2 separate regions of the Mus musculus genome follow, and region 2 is linked to region 1. A link is a loop called in an ENCODE intact Hi-C map of the cell type or tissue named here. Cell type or tissue: heart. All regions are shown on one strand. Links, peaks and the distances in the headings refer to the core of each region. The heading gives the core; the rest is flanking DNA.

What was found. Hi-C counts contacts between places; a loop is a spot of excess contacts. Peaks named below come from ENCODE experiments on the same cell type or tissue, not always from the same donor. Only the 100,000 strongest peaks of a DNase experiment are listed, where the experiment ranks them.
Region 2: it touches region 1 in a loop (2.4-fold over the local background); 5 of 42 quality-filtered maps call a loop at or near these places.

The regions. Positions count from the first base shown.
Region 1 is chr6:33,055,189-33,066,728 of GRCm38, forward strand. It overlaps Chchd3 (coiled-coil-helix-coiled-coil-helix domain containing 3), which reads right to left and starts at 5,072. Exons shown (of 8, transcript NM_025336.2): 1 at 4,812-5,072. The coding sequence starts at 4,892. In heart, for the core only: a CTCF peak has its summit at 5,286; DNase peaks (open chromatin) are centred at 4,293 and 5,143; H3K4me3 peaks cover 1,780 bases; H3K27ac peaks cover 1,080 bases; H3K27me3 peaks cover 501 bases.
Region 2 is chr6:32,975,916-32,987,455 of GRCm38, forward strand. The region is part of intron 3 of Chchd3 (coiled-coil-helix-coiled-coil-helix domain containing 3); the gene reads right to left. Among named protein-coding and RNA genes, the nearest start is that of Chchd3, 79 kb to the right of the region's middle. In heart, for the core only: a CTCF peak has its summit at 3,065; no DNase peak of the experiment used is centred there.

The sequences.
Region 1 (11,540 bases), core at 2,165-10,164:
ACTCACTTGTAAGGCAGCAGACAAGACTGAAAGATGCTGACCAAGGTGATACACACAACCTGTAGCTGTAAACAGCTGAGCTCTTCTTCTCTGTGATGGAAACCAACCCAAAGTTGGATAGAGGTAGGAATCAAAAGCACAACATAAGCTTCAGTAAGAGCTGGACAAGCAGCCTCAATAAGAGGAAACTCTCCAGGAAACATAGTTGTCCTAAAAAAGGGCTCTGCCGTTAGAAAAGCCTTATCCCATCTGATATACTTACCTTCCAGGTGTCTTTGGAATCTCTATCTAGACAATACTAAATGTGAAGTAACAGCCCTCTACACATTTATTGATGCCACAAGCTATACCCATAGGCCTCTGGACTTTAGAGTCCATGGATTAATTCGATGTACACAAAACTGTGTGCTCACTGTATTGTTGAAGGCAGAGTCCATACCTTATAAAATTCACAGTGGCCTATGTATCTAAAGAACCACAATTACAATACGGGGCGATCAGACAAGCAGGCCTTTTGACAGAATTAGCTGGCTCACTCTGTCTACCTACCCTATTCAAAGACAGTTAAGCAGGCAGAGCTTGGCCAGTGGTTGACTCACACTGTGGCCTCCAAAGAGCATTATATATATATCAGCTAGTCACCCACTTAACTCTTCCCACCCACTATGCTTGGTCTTATCCAAAATTTACACAAACATACCACCCACTGATCCAGAACTCGGTATTTCTTCAGATACAGGAGGCTGAGTAAGAGGAACAAAGATAAAGTCTTCTGCCCTCTGAGAGGAAAGCTCAAGTTATCTTTGAGGTGGTAAATGTGGGAGTCACATGACACCGAACAGTTTACAACTTCAGCCCCTAACAGTTCTTTAGATGCCTTTAGATGTTTCTTATCAAATTGATTTAAAGAATACCGATGCAATTTTCTCTCTTGGTTTTCCCTCACAAAGGAACAGGTCATTTTCTGTGAGCACTAGCTCCCTGCTACTTTTTTAAGGTGTGACTCCCATAAACAAAAGAGGTGAAATGGGATGGCAGGGAAAACACAAAGACTCATTTCTGTAAAACATCTCCTTTTCAGTTCACATGTAGCTTGCTACTGTATTCTGAATCCTAGAAAGCTTAAGATGGCCCAAGACATTCACAGACCCTACAGCTGTAAGTAAGGGACCAATTCTCTATCAGCTAACTAAATCACTCAGTCCCTATGACTAACCAAATAAATGCATAACCCTCACTAACACTGAAGAACACTCTACAGCATCCCACATTAAGAAATCTCTTCAATTTGGGGCTCTCGACTACCATCATCTGCCAAAGCACATGGTGTGTTTCACGAAGGTGTGCATGGTGCTCTGAGTGACTCCTGTGAATGTCAGCTTGCAGCTTCAAGGCCAGCTGCAGAGATTCGTTATGCCAGAAACAGTGATAAGTATAACTTTGAAAATGATACTCATTGAAGTTGACATTTGCTCTGAAAGAGTTCACTCACAGCTCTGATGTTTTAGATAAAGTTATGAAAGGCCGGGTTCTGAGCACACTTTCTAAGCAGGCACAGCAGGTGGACACAAAAATCCTATTAAGCCCATGTAATGTGAGGCAATAAAAGTATGTGTTTTTCTATCACTAGAAAATTTATTTGAGACTTAGAGAGAGTGCAAGGCAAGAGGGCAATTCTTCATTCAGTTCATATGAGTAGTTCCATATGCAAAATTGAAATCAGGTATTAAGAATACAAGCTGTTTTACAGAGGGCAAAAAAAAAAAAAAAACACTAGCAACAGCTCAGAATAAGGGAAAAAGAGCATATATAATACCATAAAAAAGTAGTGCCTGCCAACAAGAAGAAACTTGAAACTTGACACTGTTTCAAGTTGTAGGCCCTTTGAGTACAAGCCATAAGCACCTCAGCAAGGAAAATATGGATACTCATGATCTATCAATAAACTCAGCGTACTTAGTGAGTTTTCTGTTGCTCACTAAATGCTATTCATTCTTATTAGGATAACTGAAGATGAAATTACTATCCTCGTCAATGAAACGGAACCCTAAACATTATAAAATTGATCAAAATTGGAAAACGCTTCTTCAGCCAAGTTTCATTAAGCCATAAAATCCAAAACTGAAGTTTGGGCCTCACCTGTCCATGTTTTAGCAACTGCCTGAAGACAAAGCCTTGCTTTCACGCTAAGAATACTGCTGTCGTGCCTAAAAGCAAAGCCAAGAAAAGCATCAAGGGCAGCTATGAGACGTTTACAAGGCTCAGACGGAATGGATGATCTCAGCGCTCAGTCTACCCTGTGCGGGTCTCTCACTGGAGTATAACATGCTCTCCTGTTTAGTTATTTTGGGTTGAAGCTTTAGCGGACTATGTGTACACACACACACACACACACACACACACACACACACACACACACACAGGAGACACACACATTAATATGCAGTTACAGTGAAACTCCAGAGAGGGAAATGCAATCAAAGATAACTTGTCCATGCCATAAGCTATACTAAATCCTACAAAGATCTGAACCCAGATTTGTTTGATTCCAATGCTCTTTCAAAGAACTTTGTAATTTTAAATGTGAAAGGAACCCTACCATAATGATGACCGCTTATTTATAAATCTACAAAGCAGCTTGGAAATATATAGATCAGTGGTACAGTGCTTGTCTAGCACATGGGAGGGCCTAAGTTTAATTCCCAGCACCTCAAATAATAATTAATAATAATGATGATAATCAACAGGTGTTTACATACCTTATCCTCTAATCCTAACCAAAGAAAGTGATAACATTCCACTTTAGGAATAAGGGTGTGCATCAGAGAAGCGACTTGTCCAGAGCCACAGGCTAATTAAAAATGTCAGCTTAATTCCAAGTTGGCTTTCTCCTGTCCATGACCTCAAGGAACCCAAAATGGCTCCAAGTCCTCCCAATTCAACAACATACCAGTTTTGAGAAAAGCTGCAAAAAAGCTATATTTTGTTCAAAAACAAAAACAAAAACAAAAAATAAAAAATAAAAAAATAACAATCTGACCGTGTCAAGAAGCCCACGAGACTTGTGAGCTAGAAAACAATAGAGATCCGAGAGATGTACGCAGCTCTACCAGTCTGAAGAACAAGAAAACTGAAGGAGAGAACGCTGGAGAAGATTACAGGCAATCCTTGAAAAGACCAGAAGCAGAGGAGAACCTTGCCAAGGGTGTTTGAAGAAGAGCTGCGTACAAATCAAAATAAGCCTGCCTGGGCCAGGACTGTAACAACAGAAATAAAATGTATCTGAAAAAGGAAATTTATGTCAAGTTGTATGGCTGAAAGACATAGTTGGGTTTTTCTTGTTTTGTTTTGTTTTTAAAGTTTACAGAAGCTCTTTAAAACAATCTTATCACTTGAATGGAATACATATCCCTGTTGCCCTGCCTATCACTCTACCCTATCTGATATTGTATCTAAATCTCTATGCTGTGCCCAAACTCATACAGTTTGTGTCACTGGCCTGTCTGTGATGAAACATGAGGAGAAAGACTTAATGCATTGTTCTAAACAGTTTTTTCATCTGAAATTTACTTTCCTTTTTTTTTTTTTTTTTTTAAGTTTTCAACATTCTAAGCCTTTTATCGACTTTCTTTTCCTTTCTTTTTTGGTTTTTTTTTTTCCCTCCACCTCTGTACAAAACTCAAGTATGCAGTAATTCTTATCTTACTACAAAAACTACCAACTAAACCACAGCAGGCAAAGGGCTCTATCACTAGTAGAGTGAGAATTGCTGGTCACAGACTCAAAAACTCAGTTCAACAGTCTGGGGTTTCTAATCAATAAAACTTTAATAAGTTCTTTTCAAAGTAACAAATTTCAAAGGAAAAAGTTTTCAAGCAGTTGAAATGTTTTTAAGTTTTTATTTCCTTGTAACTCTTACATAGTTAATTAAGAGTAGTTGTGTAAAAGCAGTAGACAGAAAATATAAAGTACTCTAAAACCTTCTGAAGTCATAGTGCTCTATTTACTAGATACAAGTAAGTGTACTTCCCAAAGCATGAAGCTCCAAAGTCGAGGCAAAGGAGAATATTAAAGTTGTTAGTGTGTATACTAACGCCCTAGAGGAAATTCAAGTTTTCAGTTCATGTATCAAGTACATGCAGAGGGCATTTAATAAGTCTCTATAACGATCCCTTAGAAGTTGTCTCAGTTCTACAACCTTGAAGGCCTGCAAACCGACCTCCGCCCCTAGCAGGCTGGCAGTTATAGGCCTGTATAGTCCAACTGGGTCAGGTTCATAACTTGGGCCAACAAACCACAGGGGAGGCGCCTGGGAAAACGAAATTATCAGGTGGAAGGGAAAGAGCCAGAAGCCAGAAATTAGCAGCAGGGTCAGGAATGACTTGAATGGTAATACCAGAAGAGGGGCAGGGAATAACAGAGGCAAAGAAGAGTAATCCTTAAAACACCAATTCACTCTGAGAAAGAACTGTGCGTGGAAAAGAAGGGCTTGGGTCCTGTACAGGAGGCACACGGACCAGCACAGTGAAGCAAGAGTTTTAATAAAGTCCTGCAACTAGTGAGCAAGGACGACCGTGGTGACCCGGCACCACCACCCCGGCACAGTGCATGGCTCCTGGCACACAACCAAGAACTTTCTCTGAATGGAGGTTCGGAGTCTTGAAACTACGAGCTTCTTCCCAGAGACCCAGACTTCTAGCGGGACAGCAGGGCGGGCCGAGAGCGGAGAAAGCAGGTGCAGCTGTCCCAGGCACATTTCAGCGTTGGGATCCGAGGTCAAAGGCTGCCCTCCGCCCGCCCACGGCACTCACCCGGATGCCCTTCACCACGGTGATGTTCTCGTTCTCGTCCGCCTCGAAGGTGACCCGGCGGGTGCTAGCGGTCCCGCCCATGGCTCCTGCTTCTGTCCCCGCAGAGTCTGGAGCGTGGACCTACGAGCACGTCAGGACCCACGCGCACACTTGCGCGTGAAAGCCCTGGACGCTTCTCTTGCAGGGCAGGAGCAAGGCCACGACCCCAAAAAAGAAGCAAGGAGAAGGCGCCGGTCCCAAAAGCCCGCCTCCTCCGGTCACGTGCCAGAAGTAGGCCGCTTCGGGTTAGCCCGAGAAGCAAACTGCCCGCCTCTTATCAGAAGGTGCACTAGGATTGGCTGGATTGGACCCGGATGCTATGGCAACAGGTGGTGCTTAATAGGGCTTCCGGAGCCTCTGAGAATAATGGGAATTGTAGTCTCGATCCGGAGCGATAGGTGCTGTGACAGGTCTCACTCCCTAAACTGTAAAGTGAACCGAGCATTCTGGGAGTTGTAGTCTTGACAGCCCTGAAGGCCTCCTTCTGGTCTACTTTCAAAAAAGTTGGTTCACCCAACCAGCTTGTTTTGCAGTTGACTCTAGAACCTTAGGTAAGTTAGGTAAATACAGGCTCTCAAAGCTAGATATGGAAGATGCACTCCCCTAAACAAACAACTTGTATATTCCAATTCACAAACCTGTAACAACTAAACTTAGCATTTTGCCACTTAGTCTTTTAAAGGGGCCGAGACTACATATGCCTATGTTCCTATCTTATGACTTTGGTATTTGTCAGTCTGTATGAAATGCAACTTTTAATGTAGGGCTTTCAAATCTACATGCAAAAATGCACAGGAAAAATTATTTACACAAAGATACAGACAGAACACTGCTTCTCGTGTTTGTGTCTCTTATTCACTTACATAAGTTAGATCACAGGATGATTAGACAGAGGAAAATGGTCCGTTCATGGAGGAGTTATAGCAGCGTTAGACAAAGTAGAGATGATCTGTTTTGGAAAGTTTCTAGCTTGGTACTTTACCTCCAAGAAGTCTAAAAATGTTAGGATAACCACACACACAGTTTCAGTTTTGTTGTTATTTGGTTATTTGGTTGATTTTAGGGTTTTTTTGTTTTGCTTTTTTGTTTGTTTGTTTGTTTGTTTGCTGTCAAACACTGTTGCTAAAAGTACAGTATGATCTTAGATTTATGGAGCCAGAGAAATACCCTTTCATTTAGAAATTAGATGGATGGGACTACTGATGTAGCTCAGTTGTCTATGCAATGCCCCAGGCCTGAGCTATGTGAAGGAGGAGAAAAAACAAGAGGGAAGAAGAAGAGTGGGGCAGAAGGGGGATGGGAGGGGAGGGGACAGAACTAGCTGAACAAAAATACCTTTTTCAATTTGCCCTTCTCAACATTAAAAGACAGAGAATACAGCATACCATGGCATCCTCCTAGGCCAAAGGGATCCACAATGTTGAAGAAATATTTTTGAGCTTCAGTTATTTGTCAGCATGTCAGAATCTGTAGCGCAAGACACTATGTCCCTCCCGCTGCTATATCCCAGCATATAGCAGCAGTGCCCTTCATCTCATTGTGTCGTTCTTTTCAACACATGTGCTCTAAATCACATGATATTCTCCTGCAGTTCTGAAACTGCCTGCCCCTGTCTGCGTCCTCCCATTACATCACAGTTGAGCTTGCTTCTCTTGAGAACCCAGATACACAGGGATTGCCGTTCCTTACATCGGGTCCTCCCCATCCATAAACACAATCACCTCACTTCCTACCCCATAGACGGCGTGTATTGAAGGGTGTTTCATAAAGCAGTTGCTCGGTCTATATTTACAAAATTAGAGGCTTCCATACGGAGAGTGAGGAGATACAAATAACACTTGTTAATGAGGATGAAGACCAAGGCTGAGAAGGCAATGGATGCCTTCCATCAGAGCACCAAAAGCATCCGGTGCTCTCCTCAGCAAAGGACCCAGAATACTTCCCAACTCCTAGTGTGTTTCAAGCAACACTAAGTAGATCTTCTTTTTAAAAAATTTAATGTATCGCCGGGCGTGGTGGTGCACGCCTTTAATCCCAGCACTCGGGAGGCAGAGGCAGGCGAATTTCTGAGTTCGAGGCCAGCCTGGTCTACAAAGTGAGTGCCAGGACAGCCAGGGCTACACAGAGAAACCCTGTCTCGAAAAACCAAAAAAAAAAATTTAATGTATCTTATGGGGATGTTGGGGGATACCCACAGTGACAATACAGTTCTCCCCAGGCCAGTTCCAGGTACATCGTCCCTACCATCTCTTCCTAAACTCTTGAGAACCAATGGTCTCCCCTTCGCTCTGTCTATAGCTTCTTCATGGCCATCTACTCCAAAGGCAGCATTCTCAAGCCAAAAACATAGGTTGGCTCAAATGAAAAACAAAACTCAAACTTGAACCTCTTAGATTCTCTCTCCCTTTTCTCTATTTTTGGCATCAAGTCCTCAAGTTTCACTGTGAAATTCACAGTACAAGAGGAAAAGCAGAGCAGCCTGGATAATGAGTTTGAACTCGGAATCATCACGGCAGACTAGAGAGAGGTAACACGGGGACTGTAAGCAAAATAAAAACATCCAGATGGAAAGAAAGAAGTAAAACTGCCTCCATCACACATGACATGATCTTATAAATAGAAAAACATCTCAAAGAATCTACTAAAAAAACAGTAATTTTTTTTTAAAGTTCAGCAAGGTTTCAGAATATAAGTTCAAAAAACTTCTTGTGTATCTCTATACACTACAACTAGCAAGCCAGAAATGAAATGAAGATATCCAGTCCATCAGGAATAGCATCACAAATAGCTCAAATGTCCACTTATTGATAAATGGATAAACATGACTCAGCATTTCCAGATAATGGAATAGTATTGAATAATAAAAAGGTACAAAGTGCTGGGATATGCTACGATATGGAAGAACCACAATGTTATGTGATAACATGAAACATTGTGACAGGGGCTGGAGGGAAGGCTCAGTAGTTAAGAGCCTTTAATGCTCAGGTTCAGTTCCCAGAACCCATGTGACAGCTCATAACTGCTAGTAACTCCAGTTCTCAAGGACAAGACCCGTCTTTGGAGCTCTGCAGGCACCAGGCATACACTTGGAACACAGACAGACAGACAGACAGACAGACAGACAGAATACATACATGATATAAATAAATGTATTTTAACTCTTCCCAAGAAAAACCCCAGACACAGAAAGACTGTATATTATGTGATCCCATTTAAGTGAAGTGTGCAGAATAAGCAAATCTATGGAACGCAAAAGTAGACTGGGTTTAGGGGCCTTGGAACACAGACAGACAGGTGAGTGGAAGATGGAGTTATAATTGGTACAATGTTTCATTGCAGAGCTGTTGATAGAAACAGGCTAAAATTAGTTTATGGTGAGGGTTCTACAGCCCTACCAATACACTAAAAATGACTGTTTTGTGCACTTAATCTTTTTTGACATGTAAGTTTCACATTAACAAAGGACAGAAATGTATTTATCATTCAATAAAGTCAAATGGGAAAGGTTTTTAATAAAAAAAGGTGGGACTTGAGACAGAGATCAGTGGCAGAGCATTTGGCTAGCATGGACAAAGCTCTAGTCTCAGCATCAAAAAGAGTGTGCTGAGCAAGGAGCTGGCTGTAACCATAAGGACCCAAGTTTGAATCTCCCAGCACCCACATAAGAAGCTAGGAGACAGGTGAGCACTGTGGTGCAGTTCCTAGGGCTCCTCAGTCTGCCAGTTCATCTCAAAGGATGAGGTCAGTGAAGAGACCTTGTCTCATAATCTAAAGTAGAGAAGCTGAGGAAGACATCGTGTTATCAAATGCTGGCCTCCGTATGTACCCATACAGGCTCGCCCCTCCTCCCCTCTCTCTCTTCCTCTCCCATTGCTGCTGCTGCTGCTGCTGCTGCTGATGATGATGATGATGATGCCACTGCCACCATACTACAACTATGGTTACCTGAACAACATCAAATCAATCAAAATTCCAGCATGGGTGATGAAGGGCTCATGAGGACCGAGAGAAGGAGCTATTGGCAAGTGATGGTTTCAAGGGAAGGTAGAGTCCTTTTTCCTCGGTTGAGTGGCCCTAGGTATATTGCCCACAGTCCACTTAGATAGCCTCACCGCTATGTGCATGATGACAACCCTAACTGGACTCAGTGAGTTATACATTTTTTCAAAAAGAATTATTTTTGAAATAGGACATGAAATCTGAAGGGTATAGCTAAAGGTGGAGAGTAGGAGATAACTATGATCAAAATACATTGTATAGGTGTAAAATAACAAAGAATATATAAAAATGAGGAACTTTGATTAGTGGAATAAAAGTCTATGGGGAGACCAGCATGAAGTGAGTTACAGCTTAGTCCCACACCTCAAGATACTCATGCCTCCAGAGGTTTCCAGAGGTCTCCAGAGGTTTCTGCCGGGCGATGGTGGCGCACGCCTTTAATCCCAGCACTCAGGAGGCAGAGACAGGCAGATTTCTGAGTTCGAGGCCAGCCTGGTCTACAAAGTGAGTTCCAGGATAGCCAGGGCTATACAGAGAAACCCTATCTCGAAAAACCAAAAGAAGAAGAAGAAGAAGAAGAAGAAGAAGAAGAAGAAGAAGAAGAAGAGGAGGAGGAGGAGGAGGAGGAGGAGGAGGAGGAGGAGGAGGAGGAGGAGGAGGAGGAGGAGGAGGAGGAGGAGGAGGGGGAGGAGGAGGAGAAGAGGAGGAGGGGGAGGAGGAGGAAGATGATGATGATGATGTTCGTCTTAACTAGGCTCCTGCTTGCCCTCCAGCTCCTCTCTACCTGCTCCTGGCATAACAATAGCTTCACCAAAGGCTCTTCCTAAGTATATTCCTACCCAAACATCAACAGAGCAACCCAGGACTCCCCTCAGCCTCCATCCCAGAAACAGGAGTCCTAAGGAAGAGTGGCAGAGAACAACACTGTCCTTGGTAGCCTAGGCAGGATCCCAGGTAGCTTAGTTCTTCACAAATCTTAGCCACTGGGATAACTAAGCTTGGTTGTCAACTTGATTGGATCTGTAATCAAGTAAGAAACATGTTCTAGGTGGGTCAGTGAGAATATTTCTGGGGGAAGTAAGGCCAAAAGCACTTCTCTGGTGTTGTTGTGTGGGGCACCTTCTAGAAGATGCCCAGCTATGAGGAGTTCAGAGGGAGCAGCTAGTAATTTCTTCCTGATCACCTTTCCTCCTTGCTGTCGTGTTCTTCCATTCTGTTGCTAGCACTGCTGTGGGCATATTTTCTGACACTTGAGCCCAGCTTCTTCCTTCCACTGTGGACTGAAAACCAGGAGCAGTGTCAGGCTAGGATGGCTGAGACTTCCTTGTGGCTGAGCATCTAAGCTACATAGTTCTTTGTATACAGACAGCTGTTGTTGGACTATCCAGACCACACTGTGTAAGGCAGTCTATTAAATAGCCTTTGTTGTAGGTTTGTCATAGGTTATATTCCTCTAGAGAAGCACTTATCAACCTCTAGGTTATGGCCCCCCTTTGGGAGTTCCATATCAGATATCCTGCATATCAGCTATTTACATTACAATTCATAATAGCAGCAAAATTACAGTTATAAAGTAGCAATAAAAACAATTGTATGGTTAAGGGTCATCATGACATTAAGAACTGTATTAAAAGGTCATAGCATTAGGAAAGTTGAGAACCACTGTTCTAGAGACTCCTAAATAATACAGCCACGAAAAAAGTAGTGCTCCAACTCCTCATTCGGTGTCATTTCTTACTTTTGTACCATATCAAACCCTGGGGAGAAAGAGAAAAGAGGAAGGGAGGCTCGGGAAGGAAGGAGGGGGAAGAAGAGAAGAGGGAAGGAAGGAAGAAAGGAAGAGGGAGAGGGAAGGAGGGATGGAGGGAGGAAAGGAGCAAAAGAGGCACAGAAAGAAAGAGAAGAGAGGAGGAGGAAAGAAAGAATGGTGGGAGGGAGAAAAGGAAGGAGAAGGAAAGAAAAGAAGGAGGAAAAGAGAAGCAGGAGAAAGAAACCAGGAAGGATGGAGGGTGAAAGGGGGTGGGAAGAGATTGTTTCCCATCACCCTTTCCCCTGGGAGTAGGGAGGTAGGGATGAAAAACAGCCACCTAGACTTTTAAACCATTCCACCGGGATGCACGACGTTTCTGGTGGAAAGAAAGCATGTAGTATACACTCTGACTTGTCAACCCCCTTCTTTCAAGCGTAAATTGCTAAAAGCAAAATCTTCTCTTCAGCTGCTCCCTCACAAGTCCCTTGACTGTCCCTCATCACTGGGCCAGGAGTATAGGGAGACACAGGGCAAAGGTGAAAGAACAATGCCTGAGGAGGTAGACAGCCCAGGTCCTGGTCCCTGGCCAGCAGAGCTAATGAGTGTGTTCTTCATCACACCACAAGGGCCCTCTCATAGCTCTTAAGGAGCACTGCAGCTCCACAGCAGCGCACTTGGAATCAATGGTCTGGCCTGGAATTGAATGTAGATAAACCAACCTTTCTTTCTGAGCTAGAAATTGAAACAGTTGCCCTGACATTAGTCATGTACTTAGAGAGACAATTAAACACAGTCCTTGAAACCAGGATGATGCTAGAAAATCTAGGCCATATAGTTGCCATAGTTATAGCTAGCCAATTAAAATCTCTGGAAAGAGCCACTATGAGTGGACTCAGTCAAGATGAGCACATGCTGAAACTATGGACGATGACATGTTTGAC
Region 2 (11,540 bases), core at 2,447-10,446, 79 kb before region 1:
GAGTGAGTAAGTGTGAAAGAAACAGAGATAGAGAGACAGAGAGACAGAGAAAAACAGAGTCAGAGAGACAGTCTTAAAAACCAACTGATAGATCTAGCAGCACTGAGACCTGGTTCTAGAGAAACCAAGAAGATGAAGACATCTATCTGGTCCTCTGTCTCGATGTATTATTTCAAACAGCACTGTGACTTGACAATCCAAGTTTCTTTCTGTTAAAGTTGGATCTTACACGTCTCCAAAGGCCCTTAGAGTAAAAGCTTAAGTCTCCACACACTGTTCCCAGTTGACAGAAACTCTAAGAGGCAGAACCTAGGGACAGTCCTGGAGATCACTGTGGAACATGTCCTCAAATGGGGACTAGGACATGCCGCTTCTTCCCTCTCTCTGCCTTCCTGGTCCATGATTAGTGAAGAGCTCTTTTTGGTCACAATCCCATCATGCTGTGCTGTCTCCCCAAAGCAACATGGCTAACCAGTCATGGGCTGGCTCCTCCAAAGTTCTGAGTCTTACCAGCTGTGGCCTCAGGCTCCTAGAGTACAATGGAGGGCTGACTAGTGCACCTTACTTTTCACAAGAATATTCTTTTTTTTTTTAAGTTATTTTATTTTAACTTGCACAAAGCTGGACATTTGCCAGCTTAGCTCCAAAATGATGCAAAAACAAAAACACAGGAAACTCTGCCCCCAACTAGACGCTGACACCTGTAACTGAAGTTCTCTGTGGCCACCCTCTGAGCACTTACCATGCCTCCCTTCCAGATGGCTGCCTCCCATAAAACAGGATGCATTATGTTACCTGAACTCCCTATTTCAGTTTTCATTTGGGAAGAAAGAGCCACCTGCTCTGCAGCTCCTGGGAGCGTCTTAAATTCAAATATCTACTCTGCTGAGAAGCACAATATTTGCATTTATATTTAGAAAGTATTCTGCTCTTAGGGCACAAGGTATTGTCACCAAACACAGGACCCAGCCACTGCACCCATCTTTGCTCACCATTCACAGCCAAGCTCTTATACAAGACGAAGGTCCATCACAACCGAAAGCCCTTTTGTCTTCTACTAGAGCAGTGGTTCTCAATGAGTGGGTCGTGACCCCTTTGGGGTTCACTATCAAAAGATATCCTACATGCCAGATATTTACATTATAATTCATAACAGAAAATTATAATTATGAAGTAGCAACAAAACAATTTTATGGTTGGGGTCACCACACATGAGGAATTGTATGAAAGGGTCCTCTGGAAACTGCTGTACTAGAATGACCCAGAGCCACTTCTTTTTCTAGCTTGAAATGAATATTTATTTACAGGCATCTTCAGTCATGATCATGACTTTAGCTTAAAGTATACACTGATTGTCGTAATAGTCAAAATACAGATGGATAATTGCAGAGCAGATAAAGACAGCATTAAACTGCCCAGAATCATGACTTCTAAAGTCTAGTGTTATAGAAGATGTGAGAAGAAACATACAACCTGCTCCTATAAATCAGCTCTATTAAGCAGCTTGCTTACTGCATGGATGCCGCTCCCTTGCATCTTGCCTACTGCAGCTTCCTCACTGGGTATGTGCTGATGCTGGAGAAAGAGAACTGGGGCAAATACAATCATCTCTGGGAATATCACTTTCCTATCACAGTCCTCCCTAGACAAACATCAAGCCCTCCAGTACAGCTGCAACACAGATGAGCAGTGTAAACAATGGGCAAATGACTATGCAGCATCCTGACCAACACTAGTAGCTTCTGATAAAGAGCCCACTAAGCTCTCAGAGATGCTAACTACACTACGTATATGAAACACACACTCTGCCTTTTTCATTGTTTGTACTTCTCTTTCTTTCTTCACAAAACACACATTTTGCCAGGGTAAGTACGATGTGAAAGCTGCCACACTAAGTCTTGGTATCACAGTCAATACTCCCTTTGTTTCTATTTGAAAGACCTCCAGTCTGAACTAAAACACAACCTCTCACCCTCCAAAGCAGAAGCCTCTCTGATAAAGAGCTGGCAGGTGGAATGGGTGGGCTGCAAACTCATACAGTCGAAGCCCACCCTTCTCTGTGGGAGACGTTGAAGACCAAAGCATTGCGCACTCCTCTAGCCAGCACAGAGCAAGCTGTGCTGTAGGGAAAGAACAGCTGTACAACCCCTTTCCCTCCTTTTTCAATCAACTGCTCTTTGGATTTCTAACTTTGTGGTTCGCAGACTGAGTTAACATGAGGGACACAAAAAGGCTAATGATTGTTGTTTATAAACTGCTCCTGAGGTCACTCGGCTGCTTCTTTTGTTTTGCTCTAAAAACCTTTGATTTTACCTTTCTCCTGTTTCCTTGTTTGTAGCTTTGCTAACCCATTAATTTTTAACCTTTATTAAGATTGGAACAAATTACTGGGTCTTAACTGCATTCAGTATAAATAACACATAGCTAGTGTGTGTTTGTGAGCACACGTGCTTCTGTCTGTCTGTCTGTGCATGCCACACACAGGGGTCAACATGATGTAGCATAGCAGCCTTGATCTCTACATGGGAAATGCTCAGCCACAATCTCTAACATGATAACTGAAACAACCTGTTTTCTTCTACTCTGTATTGTTTGCTGTCTCCTTTTCTGTCTCCTGGTTCCTAGTTCCATCAGGCTGCCATCCACCGGACAGCAACAAGCCCCTTTGCTGTTCTGCTCTGGTCCTCAATGGCCTCCACTCTCAACACCAGTAGTGTTTTCACTACAGTTTACAAATGCAGGTACTAGACTGGCAAAACAGGTGACAGCAAACCAGATATTTTCCTTTCCTACCAATCCTTCTGTTAAGAGTTGAGTGGTTTCAAATGCACTTCTCCACTATAGGTCCTCAAAGGTTTGTCTTCAACGGTCAAGAACCAAGGTGCTTCTCTTCCTCTCGGTAGGGGTCTCAGCTTTCATTCTTTTCTTACTATTCTTCCAAGATGAACTGTGCTGTTGGTTGCTTAGCAGTGACTCTCAGCTTACTAGCTGTCATCTATACCCTGCTTCACACTGGGTCTTTCTAAACTGTTAGTGATTTGCTGGTTGGTGCTGGTAGAGTTTCCATTAGGGAGTGCCAGAGGGCAACTGCAAGGCTGAAGGAATACCTGCCTGGTGGCTTTGCTCCAATCCAGCTGGATGCAGAGGTTAGTTTATTCAACCTTGCAGGACCAAGCTCCTTGGGTGCCACTCCAGTGTCACTAGTCCCACCCACTGGTACCCTCCTCAAATCACTAGTACCCTCCCTTCTACCACCTCAGACACGACCACCGACCAGAAGGTACCCCCACTTCAGAGGCTCCACCTCCTTCCATTGCTCCCTAGGCTGAGGTGGGGACCTCTTCATGCTCTGTGTCTTGCATGACACATATGTGTCCTCTGGCAAGGCCAGTGAGTCCAGAATAGTTCAAATTAAGCAGTGACTATAGCTCATACACCAGATTCCAAAGACTTGACATGAAAGAAAAGGATGTAACATGCCTCTGCCATGAATGCTATATTGATTGCATATTTGAGATACACTAAAAAATAGAAACATTCCTAGAGATGTATTTATAATTTAGACAGTTACTAGGAAGTTAGCTATATAGGTAGGTAGGTGGCTCACTTTGATTCTGGTAAACAGAACTGCCTTAGGACTGGTAAATTTTGTTTCTTTTGTTTTGACTATTAATGTCTCATGAATAATCGTTACATCAAATTTCTCTGTAAAAATAATCAGTATGCTTTGTCTCCATAGATTCTACGGACCAGCTGTTTGTATTACTACATTCCCTAATTCCTCACAGGGAAACTCTCAGAGAACCCCAGGATTTCGGTCCTTCTGCTGGGACATCATCCAGCTTCCGGTCTGCAGAGGCAAAGCCTAGTACCCAGATCCTGTTTTCTTTACAAATTATCTATTCTTTCCATCTTAAAACTTCTACAATTTTCTTCTTATCCTCAGAATTTTTTTCTCTGTATTTTAAAAATTGTCACAATCTATGACTACGTGTGCATCTTTTCTCATCAATCCAGCCTAGAAAAATAAGAAGCCTTTCAATTTACAGGCTCCAGTCTGCCCTTGGCTTCAGAGAAAGCTGTCATTTAATTATCACCTCTCTTCCAACTCTTCCTTTGTCTTCTTCTGGAACTTAGGCTATCTTATCACACACAATATGCACATAAGAAATCAAGATACATCTTAAGCTGGTGGCATCTCATGATCAAGTGGCAACAAGTACCAATGTACAGATGGTGGCCTGTGAGCTACTGTGGAGACCTCCTGCAAGAAGCTGCTCCCGCTGAGGAGGGCTGTCCCCTTCTGTCTGTGACAAAGAGGCTTCTCCTTCTTTCCATCTGCTACTTCATCTGGGCCGAGACCCACCTCTGTACCACCCTCACTGAAAATACCTGAAGAGCCAAGAAACATGTCCTTGGGTGGCCAGCAGTGTGTGATCAGCCAACAGACCTGTAACTGAGAAAGTCTCCACATTCCATCTCCCCACACCACACCCACCTAAATAGTTGACAGAGATGGACCCCAAACATACTCTTAGGAGCATCCTTAAAACTGAGTCCACCTCTGTGTATTCTTATGCTACACCAAAAAAAAAATCCACTGGCTCACCCCACTCTCAGGCTTTTTGAAGAAATTGTTATTGGAAATGAGACAGGAAATGAAAGGGGGAAAAGAAAACAGTTCAACAATGAGCAACACTGGTGACAAACCTCCAATGGACCACGGACCCTTCCACTTTTAAAGGTCTTAATCATAGCGTTACATTTTAAGAGTGACTTAAAGAACTTTAGAATAAAGTTAATAAATTAAAAGCTAGAGTGCAGGTGGCAGATGTGGTGGCCCAAGCCCGTGATTCCAAAAGTGGAAGGCAGAGGCAGAAGCAAGAGGACAGGGAACTTGAGTATAGATAGCCTGAACTACATAATGAAACCCTGAATCAAACAAAATAAAACCACAATAAAGACTGGATGGGTTGATCTGGCAATGGGGGTGGACTAAATTGAAAACTAATGCTTATGAAAATAGTGTTTGTATATCATCTTTTCTTGATTGGCTACACTTTTCTAAAAAGAAACTTGTGCTCTAGCACAGGCCCCATGTATTACAGGCACTGTGAAGTCACTGTGTACACAAAGAACAAACTGTAGACCACAATCAAACAAAGGCAATGTTCCACAGGGACAGAGCAGCAGCGGGGTACATCATAAGGATGCAGGACAACCAAGTGAGGAAAGGAAAGACCTATATGGCTTTCAGACCATCAACGGAAAGCTGCAGGTCTAATGAAGCTGTGTAAGGAAACAGGACAATCCCTCTCCAGAGGAACACTGCGAAACTAATCCTGAATCCCCTTCAACAAAGGATAAGCAGCCTCTTAAGAATCAAATTTGTATCGTCGGGCACAGTGCAATCCCATGATTCACTAGTTAAACACGCGCCTCTAATCCACATCAGTCTCCTCTGAAGAAAGATGGCCTCAAATGCTTAACTCCGCACCCTCAGGAAACGTGAGAAGTGCTGACGAGGCCTATCCGGCCCTAAGCCAACTGTCCCATCTAGTAAAAGTCACCTTGGCACGCAGAGGAAGCACAGCGACAACTCCGGCACCCACTACTGCTCCACAGCAGTCAATTTTCAGGCTTCCCTGACACTATCCATCAGCCAACAAGTTGTTCCTTGGCAGATACTTTATTTCTAGTAGTCCCTCTGAAACCATGTTTAAAAAAAAATAAAGCAAATTCTAATAAAAATGAATTGATCTGAATGCCACACCAAGTCATATACTGGATTTTATTTTAATTTTCACCTTAAACATGAAAAGAGATGGTGAAAGTATGCAGATAAAAAGAAAGAAGTGGAATTGCTGACACCCTCTTGAGGATAACTCCAGTGCATTCCCTCACCAGGATTTCTCTTTCTCCACGACACTTAATATGTGATCGACATAAAAGAGCTGCACATTACTTAATATAAACATTTCTATGAATTTGGAAATAAGTAAACACCCATGAAGCCACGCTACCATCACGGCCATTAGCATCACTGTCATTTTCCAAAGCGTTCCAACCCTAATTATCTTAGATTTATTTAGTTTTAATTGTGTGCATGCGCCTATCTGTGGGTATGTGCATTTGAGGGCAGGTGCCTGTGGAGGGGTCGGATCCCCTGCAGCTGGAGTTACAGGCATTTGTGATCCAACTGACCTAAGTGCTGGGAACCAAGAGTGGGTCTTCTGCAGGAGCAGCATACCTTCTGATCACTGAGCCATCTCTCTAACTCCTCCATTATTATTATTAATACCAATGTTGCTGCGTGTAAAATTAACATATAGTTTAACCTCTTAACAAATCCTAGTTTACAACACAGTATTGTCAGATACAGGAATTATACTATATCCTCACTTGATATTTCTATCTCTGACTCAAAAGTTCAACTATAAATGTACTTCAAGAATTAAAAATTATTATACAGAATTCACATCAAAGACTTTATAAAAAAAGAAGTTGCCTGAATTATAGTACAAATCAAGTTTTGTTTTGTTTTTAAAGTCTAATGTGTAGATTACAGCACGCAGACAGGGAATCAACCTACAGGAGGCAGGCTTAACATTCAGGCTTTGCTCTGAGCTTCTCACAAAACATGATTTAAATGCACTCTAACAAAAGACGCCAGACCTCTGTGGTCCTTTCACCCCCTACTCTGTTCACTGTGTTCTCTGTAGCACGGGAGATTTTTTAAACTTGTAAGTCATACATATTATGTACATTTTTACATGTATAACACTGTCTACTAATATAATAGCTGCTACTTACAAAGAACCCTCTAATGCCACCCACATATTTTAACACGTTTACACACACAATTTCATTTATTTCTCATAAAAATCCCTCAGGGGAGCTGTACTCCCAATTCAGACCCAAAGAAAACAAAGATGGAAAGTTAAACAAATGGCTCAGAATTACACAGGCAAATAAGAGGCAGAACTCAAACTGAAGATTTATGACTCAAAACAAATGGCGGTCACTGTGTTGTGATCTTAACTGTATGAAACCCAATGCTCCAATAGGACACTCTAAGAGCATGTTCAGTTCTGAGTCCAAGTTTAGCTTCAGCTAGCTGTTCATGGCCATAACTAAAGCCTTCCATCTGCATGCATTTTCTCAGTGCATTGTCCTGTGGTCTGAACTTTAACTCTATCCTCATGCAACTGCAGAGGCAAGCACAGTGATTGACATCACATGGCAACAGGTGACAAATAATGTGTTCGCCTCCCTTTTTCATTCATAGATGCTTGAGGCTGAGATGGCTGTTAAAAAAGAGCCATTCCTGGGCTGGAGAGATGGCTCAGTGGTTAAGAGCACCGACTGCTCTTCCGAAGGTCCTGAGTTCAAATCCCAGCAACCACATGGTGGCTCACAACCATCCGTAATGAGATCTAATGCCCTCTTCTGGTGCATCTGAAGACAGCTACAGTGTACTTAGATATAATAATAAATAAATCTTAAAAAAAAAAAAAAGAGCCATTCCATAATACAACCCTGTATGTAAAAATCCCACTAAGAAAAAAAATGCATAAAACAAAAGGTATAGTCAAATTACTGTGTCTATAAGATATAGTGTGAACCATTACACAAAAACTAAAAGCAGTTTATATCTGTGTTTAGCCCCAAAAATGACCAAAATTGAGAATATAATAAATAAATGCTGAAGTTGCCTTTGAAAAGATTAATGCATATGTGGTCCCCCACACTGAGTAATTAGTTTTCCAAATGCCCTTTCCCTTCAGCAACACAGCTCCTAGGGAAGAAAAGGAATGGTGATGCTGTCACGAGGGAGACTGTGCTCACCAGGCCTCTGAAATGGACCGTTTGCTACGCCGCAGCCTTTCAGGAAGAAATCACAGTGGAGTGTGACCAACCACGGGACTGGACGGGACTGGAGATAGCTGCACTAACAATATCGTGGGGACACACTGCCTATGTGTCACACACACTTACATCTGAAAAACTTCAGAATGACTAAGTAAACACCATCTACTTATACAAACCAAAGTGTGTTTCTGTGATGTTAACAATCATTTCTAAATTTCCACTACATTCCAGGCCCGAGGAGCTGAGCCTTTTTAATTATGCAGTATTAGTCATTGACATAGTACTCAAATCCCACGCAGCACGAATCATGTTAGCTAAACTAACAAAATGAATAATTTAGCTCTGGCCCAGCAGGAATCCACTATGCCACCTTCATTATTTACTTCACAATATCCATTTCCACCCTTCTTGAGATGACAGCTGTAGGTGTTCAAGATGAGCCCATTGGCTGCCTGTTTTAATTCTGATCCACATAACCGACATTTCATCAAAAAATAAATGTTGGATATTTCACAAGCAACCCCATTCTCATAATGACCTCCCCCATTAAATGGTAATAATCACTGAAGAATAATATAATCAATAGAATCACATTTCAGATAAAACGTCTAAGCTTAGTACCGCCAAAGCACATCTATGAAAACCCCTCCCCTCATCAGTTATAAATAGTCTCCCCTTTCCAGCCCCGGAATTCTCTGTAAAGCAATAGGAAGAGCCCTAACTTCCTTCAGTAACAATGGGAAAGGGAGTGATTTTAGATACAAAGATGGTCCCACCATTCCCTTCAGAAGGAGGATCTTATGGCTTCTCACCACAACTAGCAGTATAAAGAAGAGCAAGAAACCAGATGTGTTCACAGCAATCCAGAACAAATTTTGTCACAAAGACTAAGGCTTAAACTCAGCCACTTCCTTGCTTTGCCGAATATCAGAAGTCCCCTGGCTATTTCACCTTCAAAGGAGGCCTGCCCCATTTCGGTTCCATGCAGCTGATGAACACTCTGGAGATTTCAAAAGTGTTCCCTGAGTGTGAGACTCTCACCTTACACCAAGCTAAAATGGCACCAACTCATATGTATGTCCCAGTTAAAATAATCTGCTAAATAAATAATTATCAAGGAAGAAAAATTAAAAATAAGTATACATTTCATTAAGATGTATAGCAGATGCTACACGAAAGATGAATATTCATTCCATCTGGCTTCTGCTGCAATCCACTTTATCTTTACAGTAATTTCCAAGTACCTCAACACAAAATGCTTGGGTCGTATAAAAACCTACGACACGTCTGTGATGCAAACACTTTGTCATATTTTGTTCAGTTCAACATGACTAAGTTTGTTAATATATTTTGACAGACTTGCACAACATCCTAAAATGTTTTGAACAATGCAGTTTAGGCTGCAATGCAATATTAATGAGTGAATAATGTTCTTGAATATAAGGTTTAATATTTAATGATGTAGAGTGCTGCCTGGATTTGATGCAGAAGAAAAATGTAGTTTGAAATCACCGTAGTTATCAGGAGACATGAGAAAAAGACTACAGAAGTCAGGCAAACCTTTAACCTAAACTCAGAAACAGGGTCTCAGGAGTGGAATTGAAGCTTTACCAACTGAATTTCTAGTACTTATCAATATTCACAGGATCGTGCCATTAAGTGTCATTTATCAGAATTTTTAAATTACTAGGAGTTCACATATCTGTGCCGGGGGGGGGGGGGGGGGGGAGGAGATTACTGCAAAAACAGTCCTGGGTAGGCTACAGTAAAATACATTCTGGAAAAAAAGATCTTTCAGTTGTGGCAACATGTCCATTTTCTTCTTCTTCTTTTTTTAAAGTGTGTGAAAGTGTTAATAAAGTACCAAGTTCAGACCAAATGACTTGTCTCCACATCTTCTACGAAGACAAGCACTTACTCTAAAGTCCCGCTCAAACAAAACTGCTTCAATACGCCAGTCTAAACCAACGAATGGGTGATCTGTACTCACTAGCAACAACACTCATCTGCAAACAACAGTATATTTTTAAAGTAAGCTTAAGAACAAGAACAGGGTGTACTGCAATCAGTGAAGTAATACTTAAAACAACAGAGCTATGAAGGGGACTTTTTAAATATTCCTAAACAGACTGCAGAGATAATTCTGAATTTAAAAGTAAAACGGGACCTGGAAGATAAATGCAATACTTATCCCCATTTCTACTTTACAAGAGCTATGTCAATAACAATAACGCATATCCTATCTGGATCTAGCAATACAGCCTCATGAGCCAACAGCTTTCACACTTGAAGGTGAAAGTAGTAACAGTTAACAAGCCGCAACGTAATAGAAATGAAGAAGTGTCAATATACCATTTACTGAGCACCTACAAGGTTCCACAAGGGTGCTGCAAAAAGCCTTCACCATCACGGTGACAGCTATGAGGCACGACACAGAGCATGTGGGCAAAGACAACGCCTACATTGTGTCACTTCATTTTATGATAATGGAGGAAATCAAAGACAAATGTTCAAGTTAAGCGCTCTCCAGATAGTTTACAACCTAACTCTAGAATCAGAAAAAGGCAAGCCGTGGGAGCTGCCGCTCTGCTACTCAGTGTTCCCACACTTAGGACAGAGCACAGACCATTCTACTAAAAGAAACTGACTTTGCCACGATTACGCTACCATTCCTTCCTTTATATCATAACCGCAACAATACTGTTAGTTAAATTCAATCTATCTCACTTTAACCAGATCTGCAATTATATGAATAACTGGTCAAAATACAGACAAAAAAAAGGTACTTCAAACATTATGTTGCAAAAACTTAAACTTTTTTTTGACCAAACTCTTGATCATGTATGAGATGTTACTTAGCACCACACTCCGCGTATGGCACTGTTATCACTGAAGGAATGAGTGTACAAGCCCAGGGGAACTAACCAATGCCTCCCACGCACCAGGCTAGACACTGGGTCGGCGGTGCCTCTGTAAATACACAGATTTAGTAAATGGACTGTGCTAGCATGAACAACAGACAAAATAGGCATAAGTATTTATATAGGCAAAATAGGCAAAATCTTTTTTTCTCTGTATATTGTGTGCACACATGTGTATGGTGCACATGGGGATGTAAGCATGTGTCAATCCAAGGTTCATAGTGAGTGTCTTCCTTGATCCCTCTCCATTTTATTTCCTGCAGCAGGGTCTCTCAATGAACTCAGACCTCATCTTTGTGGCTAGTCTATATGGCCAGCACTTCCCCCCCCTTGAGCCCCCAATCCCCACTCCCCTACCCCCATCATCTCTTCCTGAGGCCTAGGGTTACAGAAGGGGCCAAAAGGTCCCCAGGCTTTGTGTGGGTTCTGGGAATCAAAATCTAGTCCCCACACTTACATGATTAATGTTTATCCACTAAGCAATCCCCAGCCCCTGAAATCTCTCTCAAATCTAGCACCCTTTAGGATGATTCTTTACCATGTACTGCAGAAGAACAAAATATTTGGAAAATGGCTGGAAGACACAGAAAACTAACTACAGTTATCACTAGGAAATAGAAAGAGGTACTACACAAAAGCTATTTTGTTTCTGTGGTATTATTTTTATGAAATTAACTTGCATTTTAAGTTCAACATATAAGGGTAGTACTAATAGGAATAAAATGCAAACTACACATGCAATTTTCC